Regions from separate parts of the Homo sapiens genome. Here region 2 is linked to region 1. A link is a loop called in an ENCODE intact Hi-C map of the cell type or tissue named here. Cell type or tissue: Caco-2. All regions are shown on one strand. Region 1 holds the start of THOC2 (THO complex subunit 2). Region 2 overlaps GRIA3 (glutamate ionotropic receptor AMPA type subunit 3).

Region 1 (5,000 bases):
TTGTACTTTTAGTAGAGATGGGGTTTCTCCATGTTGGTCAGGCTTGTCTGGAACTCCTGACCTCAGGTGATCCACCCGCCTCGGCCTCCCAATTTGCTGGGATTACAGGCGTGAGCCACCACGCTCGGCTTCTAATAACAGTTTTTAAGCAGCTCTTCAAACATAAGAACTATGACAGATAGCATGTATTATGTAAATATACATAATGTGAACCTAAAATTCCATTTTATCTAAGTATTTCGATCTCCTACATCACTTTTTCTCAAACCATTACCAGTCAGAAGCCAAGCAGAATTTCACCTTATAGCCCTAATACCACTCATGCTAAGGTGGCAGCAATAATAGTAAAACTGTTGGGAGGCCGAGGTGGGCGGATCACCAGGTCAGGAGATGGAGACCATCCTGGATAACACGGTGAAACTCCGTGTCTAGTAAAAATACAAAAAATTAGCCGGGCGTGGTAGCACGCGCCTGTAGTCCCAGCTACTCAGGAGGCTGAGACAGGAGAATCGCTTGAACGTGGGAGGCGGAGGTTACGGTGAGCCGAGATCGCGCCACTGCACTCCAGCCTGGGCGACAGAGCGAGACTCCGTCTCAAGGGGGAAAAAAAAAAGTAAAACTGTCAAAAAACAGTAGCTGAAAGGAGGAAGCTGAGCAATCTACAAACATAACAGCCCCTAAATAAATGAGCTGGCTTTGAAAGTAAACAAAACAATGAACTGCTTTTATCAGTTTTGGGGGATTACCCTAATATCGATGAAGATGATGGTCTGGCTGGGTAACTTCCCATCTTGCCTTCCCCAAACTTGATGGCTATTTGTCAACTAGCTATCAAACTTGACAGCTATTTGTTAACTAGCACATACGAGGATTTGTAAAATGTTCATTATAGTTAAAAACGAAGATTTATCAAATAGCCTTCTCTGACAATTAATAAACCAATAAGCATTCTAAGCATAGGCTGGGGGGGCGGGGCATGTGTTAAACCAAAAGAAATATGAGACATAGTCCCTATATTTCAAAGGCCTCCCAATTCATTACAGTGCAAGAATAAACACACATGAATAAGTCAGAGACCAATTAATTGCTAACCTGAGTGGTACAGACTTTAAGTGCATGAGCTGTCCTGAGAAGTTTAAATATCTAAAGGTTGGAATAATATTACTTTTAATAGCTATCACTTGAGCACTTACTATAAGCCAAGTGCTTTACAGGCATTATTTAGTCTTCACAACAATCCTTTGAGTAGAGTACTTATTATTCCCAATTTACTCAAGGGGAAACAGTCCAAGTGGTTAAGGAACTTACCCAAGGTCACTCAGCTACTTAAGTGGCTAAGACAGCCGCTTATTTAGGGAATTCTAGAGCTCACACTGTTAAGACTTCATACAGCAGTGCGGGGGGTGCGGGGGAGGAAGCCACATAGGCTGGCACTATTACAAGCGCGGGATCCGGCAACGCGTTCCTCGTGTTTCGTTCCAAGTAACGAAGTTACAAAGATTTGAATCTTTAGCATGAGCCACGGTAAACTGGCTACTAGAAATGGAGAGGGGTGGGCAAGGACGACAAAAATGGCTAACGAGGGTTAATTTCATCCAGGGTTGAGCTTTAGCATCTAAAAGCGACCCAGAGAAGGAAATGAGATGTTATTAATATTTGTTCTTATATCTGAGGTTTGCTTTGCTGCTTAAACGACTCCTTCCAGGGGAAGGGGAGGAGGGAGCGCTCTAACGTGGGGGCGAGAAGACTAGGGGTATGGCAAATTACTGTTTTCGGTGTTACGGGGGAAAGTTTCACGACTAAAGGAAACGCGTTATCCTAGGTACTGGAGAAGCTTGGAGAGCTGCCAGAATTAGTTGCAGTCCCAGGATAAAATGGGGTTTAGGGAACATTTAATGACGAAAGTTGAATCCAACCCGAAATAGCTCTAAGGTGAAAAGACGGAGCAAAGAAATGTCGGTGGTTCTTCAGGGAAAGCGGCAATCCCTGCCACACTTCCCCACGGCGCTACGCGAGGCCGGGACAGTCGAGAGACCGCTCCCCGGGAGGGCGAGAGGTGCCAAACCGGGTTCTTCGCGGCGCCCCGGGCTTCGCGGCAGCGGGCGAAGAGGAGGGGAGGGGAATCCGGGACGGTTCGCCCTCCTTGGACTTCAGGCAGAGGAGGCGCCAAGCTCCAAACTGCGGAGTCCAACGGGTGCAGAGTGAAGAAATGGCACAGAGAGAGATGGAAAGTCCGAATTGCCCCGGCTCAGCCCCATAAAGATAAAGGAGCCAAGTGAGATCAAGCGAAGAGGGGGACACAAAAAGAGACCAAGAGGGAGCGCGGAGACCTGCAGGGGCGGAATAAGAGTTCTACTAAGAGGCTAAAGGAAGCCGAGCTACCGCAGGCAGTAGCGATTTCTGGGAGGCCAGGGAAGGAAGGAGGTCCGCGGCGGTAAACAGCACCTCTCCCCGAGTTCGAAACTCCTAGACGACCATCCACGCCCGCCGCCCGGGTGGGGGAGGGGGTACATCTTTCCCCCTCAACCTCCCACTACAGGTGAGAGTGCAGCTGACGCCCTGGCCCGGCCCGGCAGTGCGCCTGCCTCCGGCCCGAACACTCACAATTCGCCTCTCCCTGATTTCTCCCAGTTCTTTATCCACTCTGCGGGAACCACCACAGCCGCGGCCGCCATCTTCCTCTCACTAGTAGCAGAAGCCCGGATGTGTAGCACGCGAGCGAAGGGTCAAAGGGGAGCACCGCCCACGAGGAATGCCGGGAGCTGAGAGTTCGTTTTTCGATTTCCCGCCCCACTTTCCTCTCCACCCAGCGGAAACCCGAGGCAAGGCAGCCAACGACGTGGAGACTCGCGGGCCCCTTTGCGAGGTTACTACACGGGTTGCGCCCTCCGAAGTCTTCGGCCTTACTTCCCATTAGAACAGAGAAATGCCATCCACAGGCCAACAAGTAGACTTCATCTTCTTCCGTAATATCTACCCCTAACCACTAATACAAACACGCATTTTTCAAGCACCTAATATGTGCTAGACACTGGGAATAGAGAAATAATAGTCTTTGGGAAAGCCATAAATATAAGCAAATAAATTACATTACGCCCTGCTGACTGCTGAGATAAAAGAAAATAATCGGGTCCCTCTCCTTCTCCCTCTCCCTCTCCCGTCTCCCTCTCCCGTCTCCCTCTCCCCACGGTCTCCCTCTCCCTCTCTTTCCACAGTCTCCCTCTGATGCCGAGCCAAAGCTGGACTGTACTGCCATCTCGGCTCACTGCAACCTCCCTGCCTGATTCTCCTGCCTCAGCCTGCCGAGTGCCTGCGATTGCAGGTGCGCGCCGCCACGCCTGACTGTTTTTCGTATTTTTTTGGTGGAGACGGGGTTTCGCTGTGTTGGCCGGGCTGGTCTCCAGCTCCTAACCGCGAGTGATCCGCCAGCCTCGGCCTCCCGAGGTGCCGGGATTGCAGACGGAGTCTCGTTCACTCAGTGCTCAATGGTGCCCAGGCTGGGGTGCAGTGGCGTGATCTCGGCTCGCTGCAACCTCCACCTCCCAGCCGCCTGCCTTGGCCTCCCAAAGTGCCGAGATTGCAGCCTTTGCCCGGCCGCCACCCCGTCTGGGAAGTGAGGAGCCTCTCTGCCTGGCCGCCCATCGTCTGGGATGTGAGGAGCCCCTCTGCCTGGCTGCCCAGTCTGGAAAGTGAGGAGCGTCTCTGCCCGGCCGCCATCCTGTCTAGGAAGTGAGGAGCGTCTCTGCCCGGCTGCCCATCGTCTGGGATGAAGTGAGGAGCGTCTCTGCCTGGCCGCCCATCGTCTGAGATGTGGGGAGTGCCTCTGCCCCGCCGCCCCGTCTGGGATGTGAGGAGCGCCTCTGCCCGGCCGCGACCCCGTCTGGGAGGTGAAGAGCGTCTCTGCCCGGCCGCCCCGTCTGAGAAGTGAGGAGACCCTCCGCCCGGCAGCCGCCCCGTCTGAGAGGTGAAGAGCGTCTCCGCCCGGCCGGCCGCCCCGTCCGGGAGGGAGGTGGGGGGGTCGGCCCCCCGCCCGGCCGGCCGCCCCGTCCGGGAGGTGACGGGCGCCTCTGCCCGGCCGCCGCTACTGGGAAGTGAGGAGCCCCTCTGCCCGGCCACCACCCGGTCTGGGAGGTGTACCCAACAGCTCATTGAGAACGGGCCATGATGACAATGGCGGTTTTGTGGAATAGAAAAGGGGGAAAGGTGGGGAAAAGATTGAGAAATCGGATGGTTGCTGTGTCTGTGTAGAAAGAGGTAGACATGGGAGACTTTTCATTTTGTTCTGTACTAAGAAAAATTCTTCTGCCTTGGGATCCTGTTGATCTATGACCTTACCCCCAACCCTGCGCTCTCTGAAACATGTGCTGTGTCCACTCAGGGTTAAATGGATTAAGGGCGGTGCAAGATGGGCTTTGTTAAACAGATGCTTGAAGGCGGCAGGCTCGTTAAGAGTCATTACCACTCCCTAGTCTCAAGTACCCAGGGACACAAACACTGCAGAAGGCCGCAGGGTCCTCTGCCTAGGAAAACCAGAGATCTTTGTTCACTTGTTTATCTGCTGACCTTCCCTCCACTATTGTCCTATGACCCTGCCAAATCCCCCTCTGCGAGAAACACCCAAGAATGATCAATAAAAAAAAAAAAAAAAGTCAACAGAAAAAAAAAAAAAAAAAAGGAAGGAAAACTTTCCAGAAGAGAGATGTGTCTAGCACAAGAGAAGAGGAATAGTCCTGAGCCTGGAGGATTATTTTGCAGGAATCTCACAGGGCAGTTCCTAATGCAGGAGAATTAAAATAGGCTTTTCCTGGTGTATTTCTTGCAAACATTTTGGGCCAAGTGGCCTTCCCACACCCTCACATGAGCCTGCTTCCCTCCCACTCCTCTGTCATCAGGGCATTTCTGTTTAGGAACAGCAGGTCTAATATTGACTTAAATAAAGCAGACTTGACAGAAAAAAAAAAAAAAAGAAAGAAAGAAAATGTGGCACATATACACCATGG
Region 2 (5,000 bases), 280 kb before region 1:
AAACAGTTTCTGCACGTGCCTAAGGAATTCTTGCCCATACAAATAACACAGCTTACCTTTCTCTAGAGAGGCTTCCATGAGCACAGGCTGGGGGAGCTATTCCAGAGCTACATACTAGCTCTGAATAGAGCAGAAGTTAATTCCCCAACCTACCCCCCTGTCTCTCAACCCAGATGATAGCCAGCCCTCCAAATGGTGCAGGCAGGATGTCCATTTGATGTAGTCATCACCTCCATAATCAGAGTAAACTAGAAAAATATTATAAAATAGGGAAAGTGGTTCTTGGTGCTGTTTTCTGCCTTTTAGTTCCTCTCTGCTTTTCCTTAAGCTGTAGACCTATACTGTCCAATATGGTACCCACTAGCCACGTGTAACTATTTAAATTGAAAATAACTAAAATTAAAAGTAAATTTAAAATTCAGTATTTCGGTAGCACTAGCCACATTTCAAGTGCTCAATAGACATGTGTGGCTAGAAGCTACCATATTGGAGAGCAGAGATATAGAACATTTCAGAAAGTTCTATGAGATGTTGCTTCCAACTATTAGTTCTTTTAGCTTCTTGAGCATAAGGAACATGTTTTCCACATCTCCATTCCTTACAGCAGGTACCACAATTCCTGATACAACTATGGAATTGGGGAGAAACTAAGTGCTTACTATGTTGTCGTGAGCTATGTCAAATTCATTATAAGCAATCTCTCATTTCATTACCTCAAGAACACTATAAGGTGGGTCCTATTACCATCCCCATTTTTCAGAGGAGGAAACTGAGTCTCAGTGAGGTTGAATTATTTGCCCAAAGTCACACAGTTAATAAGTACCTAAACCAGGTCTTTATAACTTCAGGATCTATACTCTTAACAACTGCTGTGTACACCAAAAGAAAACTGCACATAACTACAAATTTCAACATGGGACAGACAGGCCCCTTCCAGAGCATTGGTGACTAGGTGGCTTCTCCACAGCACTCATGCTGGCCAAGGCAGAATAAAGACAATTTGAGATCAGGGCCTGAGCATGAAGATTGGGGACTTAAATAAGTGTGCTGATTTGTGTTTGCATATGGCTATCAGATTAAGTGGCTATCTGACTACTTCTCTAATGAAATAGCAGCAAATTAGTAGTTTTATCTGCCATTTTGCATATGGAGACCATTGCCTTGACCCCAATGGTAAAGATTAGTGGAACCTAATCATTTCATGAAGTCAACCTCACTTGCTGCACTTATCAGAAGCTTCTGTAACTTGAGCTTCCATGGCGTGCAGTTTATGCCAGGACACGCAAATGCCAGAAAATCAATTTTCCTGCAGCTTTCACAGTCAGTGTGTTTGCCAGACAAAACTGCAGCCAGCCACCTTTTTTAAATCAGCATAGCACCTTTAGAAATAATACTTACCAGAACGCTCCTAACACAGCAAGGAGGAAAAGACTTAAATCTAAACCCAACTGTTCAAAATCGAGAGCCACAGGAGAAGGTGAAATATGAATATATTGAAAGTGAACATTTTAGTGGCCCCATTTGGCACTGTAAAGTATTCTCTGCCAAGCATCTGTTGAGTTAACTTTAATTCTAATCTGTGCCACAGTAGGACTGAAAACACTTAATATGATACCATACTTCCTGTCACCCACATGTGCCCAGGCCCTCACGTGCCCCTGACATATCGGGGTGGCACTCCACATTGCCTGCCTGCCCCAAGACCTATCTTGATTCTTCTTCCTCTGGTATTCTTCTGGCACACATTCTCAAATAAACCAAACCACACAAAGGCAGTGGATGTGGGGTCATGTTACCTTCCCATTTGCCATGAGTGCATAATCTACTTTATTGAAGACTTACTACTTGCCAAGAACTGTTATGGGTGCTTTACATGAATTATCTCATTTAGTAGTCTATCTCCATTTCAGAGATAATTATTAGAGTCTTAGAGAAATTTAAGTAACTTGACCAAGTCAAACAGAAGGCATGATCTCTAATGGTAGCATTTAGGGCCTGTGACAAGCTAGTGAGTTATCATATTGGTGCCTTTTACCTCGGAGCATCTTGCACAGGTTTCAAAGCTGAACCAAGAAAGAAGATCAAGGTTATATAAAATCATGTCAAAACAACAGGTCAAAGAAGTAAACTTCACTCAATTCACTAGTTTTGGTCAATGTAGCTACTAACGATCTTTCCACTGGGAGGCAGTGCAGAGTAGTAGAAAAAAACAACACAGGTTTTTGAAAGCCAGCACACCTGGATTTGAATACTAATTCTGTCCCCCTGCATCTATGCAAACTTGGAATTATAACTTTACCTCTCTAAACTCTGGAAGAGAGAAGAAGGAGAATATAGACTTTGGTGTCAAATGAGCTGGGTTTAAATCTCAGCTACGCATTTATTCATTCAGTTAATATTTATTAAGTACATGCTATATGACAGCCATTGTTGTAAGGGCTCAAAACCAAAGTCCTTGTAATCACTGTAGTGGGTGAGACAAAATTAAACAAATTCTGTAAATAACATATATGTTTCTGTTGGTGTTAAGTGCAATGAAGACAAAAAGCTGGTGAAGAGACAAAATGTTGGTGTGGAGGTGCTATTTCATCTTGGCTGATTGTGGAAGGCCTTTCTGACATTTGATCAGACACCCTGAATGAAAGGAAGGAGCAGGCCATGAAAGTATGAGGTGGAGTTGCGTGGAGAGAAAAGCATTCCAGATGGAATAGCGTTAGCAAAGGCCCTGACATGGGAATACACTTGGTAGGTTTGAGGAAGAAGGTCCATGTGCTAGAGTGAAGTAAGTGAGGGAAAGAGTGGTAAGAGATGAGAGCAGTGAAGAAGACAAACCGTGGTAAAAATTCTGGATTATATTCTGTTTGACAGAAAGTCACTTAGCCGACTTTGAGCAGAGGAATGACATGATCTAATCTATGTGTAAAAGGATCAATCAGACTGCTATGTCAGGGCAAAAGTTGAGAAGCAGGGAGACAGACCACTTAAGAAGTGATTGTAGGCCGGGCATGGTGGCTTATGCCAATAATTCCAGCACTTTGGGAGGCCAAGGCATGAGGAACACTTGAGCCCAGAAGTTCAAGACCAGCCTCAGCAAAATAGTGAGATCTCCATCTCTACAAAGAAATTTTTAAAAAATTAGCTGGATGAGGTGGCACATGCTTGTAGTACCAGTTACTCAAGAGGCTGAGGTGGGAGGATCCCTGAGCCTAGGAATTCGAAGCTGCAGTAAGCTAGGATCACACAAGTGCACGCCAGCCTGGACAACAGAGAGAGACTCTGTCTCTAAAAAAAAAAAAAAAAAAAAAAAAAAAAAAAAAAATTAATTCAATTTAAAAAAGAAGCAATTGCAATATTTCAGGTGAACAATGATTAGCTTGAATTAGGAGGAGGGTAGGGAGAAGTGGTTGCATTTTGAATATAGATTGAGCTGACAAGGTGTGGAATGTGAGGCCAAAGAGAGGAGTCAAGGATGACTAAAAGGATTTTGACCTGAGCAACTGGACAAATTGGAAGGTGCTGCCATTTTCTCTGATGGAGAACCCTAGAGGAGTAGCAAGCAGGGGTGGGGGAGAATCAAGAGATCCATTTTGGCCATGCTAAGTTGGAGATACCTATGAGATATCTAAGTGGAGATATCAGTTAGGTAGATGGATAAATGAATCTAAACTTTAGTGAGGTCAGAGCTAAAAATTTAACCAGCTGTATCACCTTGGAGAAGTAAAATAACTTCTATAAGTATTAGTTAACTTCTCAGTAAAATGGAGATAATATTGGTTTCACAAGGTTGTTTTAAGAATTAGCAATCATGTATATAATGCACGAAGCACCATTCCTGTTGCATGTAAGTGCTTAATAAATGGTAGCCCTCTCATTGTCAGTATTTATGCACTAATTGGTAGCTAGTTGTTGCAGCTGTAGGACCATTGTTGATTATTCTAAACACATCGTTGAATATTAGAATCACTTAGGAAGCATTATTTACAATGTTGGCCCCGCCTCAGGCCAATTAAACCAGAATCACAGAAGCAGTCATCAGTAGCTTCCCAGGTACATAGTATTTCCTGCTGACAAGCTGGCTTTAACAGAACTTCTCTTCAGATTAGTTCCAGCTCACCTTTTAGGAAACTAACACTCCCCCCCCAAAAAAAAAAAACTCTAAATGGAAAATTTGGGCTCTTTTGGATAACCCCAAGCAAATTGCTTCTTCTTTTCTTCATTGCTTTTTTCTCCCCTTAGTAAGAAAATAATTCTCCAGGGACCTGGAAGTAACAGCCACAGTGGAAACAAAACATTGCAATTTCAGGATAGATTTTTCTTCTTAATAGAAGAACATTTTCCCGCTCATTTCCTAGGACCTGTATTGTCAGGTTTGGCCTCCACACTACAATTAATTGATTCAAGAATAACAATAGTATTGAACTTCTCTTTTGAATATCTTAGTAATAGAAAATAAAAATACATTTAATCCAATTGGTCAATGGTAATTGGCTTTGGATTGCTGGAGATGCCGTTTCATTGAAAAATAGAACTCTAGAAGGCTGAGGGAAGTGACCTTGGAGTGTTCAATAGTGATAGCAGTCCTAGAAGCAATCCTTGATTGAGAGTCAGGGAATTTGAGGCTTTGCTCTAGTTAGTAGTGAAAGGGTGTGGCAGACACACTTTCTTTGTGACCCATTCTCTGTCTTGAAAATAGGTTCTGCAACTTTTACACTGTTGGTGGGACTGTAACTAGTTCAACCATTGTGGAAGAAGTCAGTGTGGCGATTCCTCAAGGATCTAGAACTAGAAATACCATTTGAGCCAGCCATCCCATTACTGGGTATATACCCAAAGGATTATAAATCATGCTGCTATAAAGACACATGCACATGTATGTTTATTGCGACACTATTCACAATAGCAAAGACTTGGAACCAACCCAAATGTCCATCAATGATAGACTGGATTAAGAAAATGTGGCACATATACACCATGGAATACTACGCAGCCATAAAAAAGGA

What was found. Hi-C counts contacts between places; a loop is a spot of excess contacts. Peaks named below come from ENCODE experiments on the same cell type or tissue, not always from the same donor. Only the 100,000 strongest peaks of a DNase experiment are listed, where the experiment ranks them.
Region 2: a loop joins it to region 1, with 8 times the contacts of the local background. A loop is called at or near these places in 2 of 110 quality-filtered maps.

The regions. Positions count from the first base shown.
Region 1 is chrX:123,730,348-123,735,347 of GRCh38, forward strand. THOC2 (THO complex subunit 2) reads right to left here and starts at 2,705. Exons shown (of 39, transcript NM_001081550.2): 1 at 2,605-2,705. The coding sequence starts at 2,675. RefSeq lists an enhancer at 2,641-2,720. In Caco-2, no CTCF peak of the experiment used is centred here; DNase peaks (open chromatin) are centred at 2,124 and 2,744; H3K4me3 peaks cover 2,030 bases.
Region 2 is chrX:123,448,222-123,453,221 of GRCh38, forward strand. All of the region lies in intron 12 of GRIA3 (glutamate ionotropic receptor AMPA type subunit 3), which reads left to right. Among named protein-coding and RNA genes, the nearest start is that of GRIA3, 270 kb to the left of the region's middle. In Caco-2, a CTCF peak has its summit at 2,175 (motif pointing right); no DNase peak of the experiment used is centred here.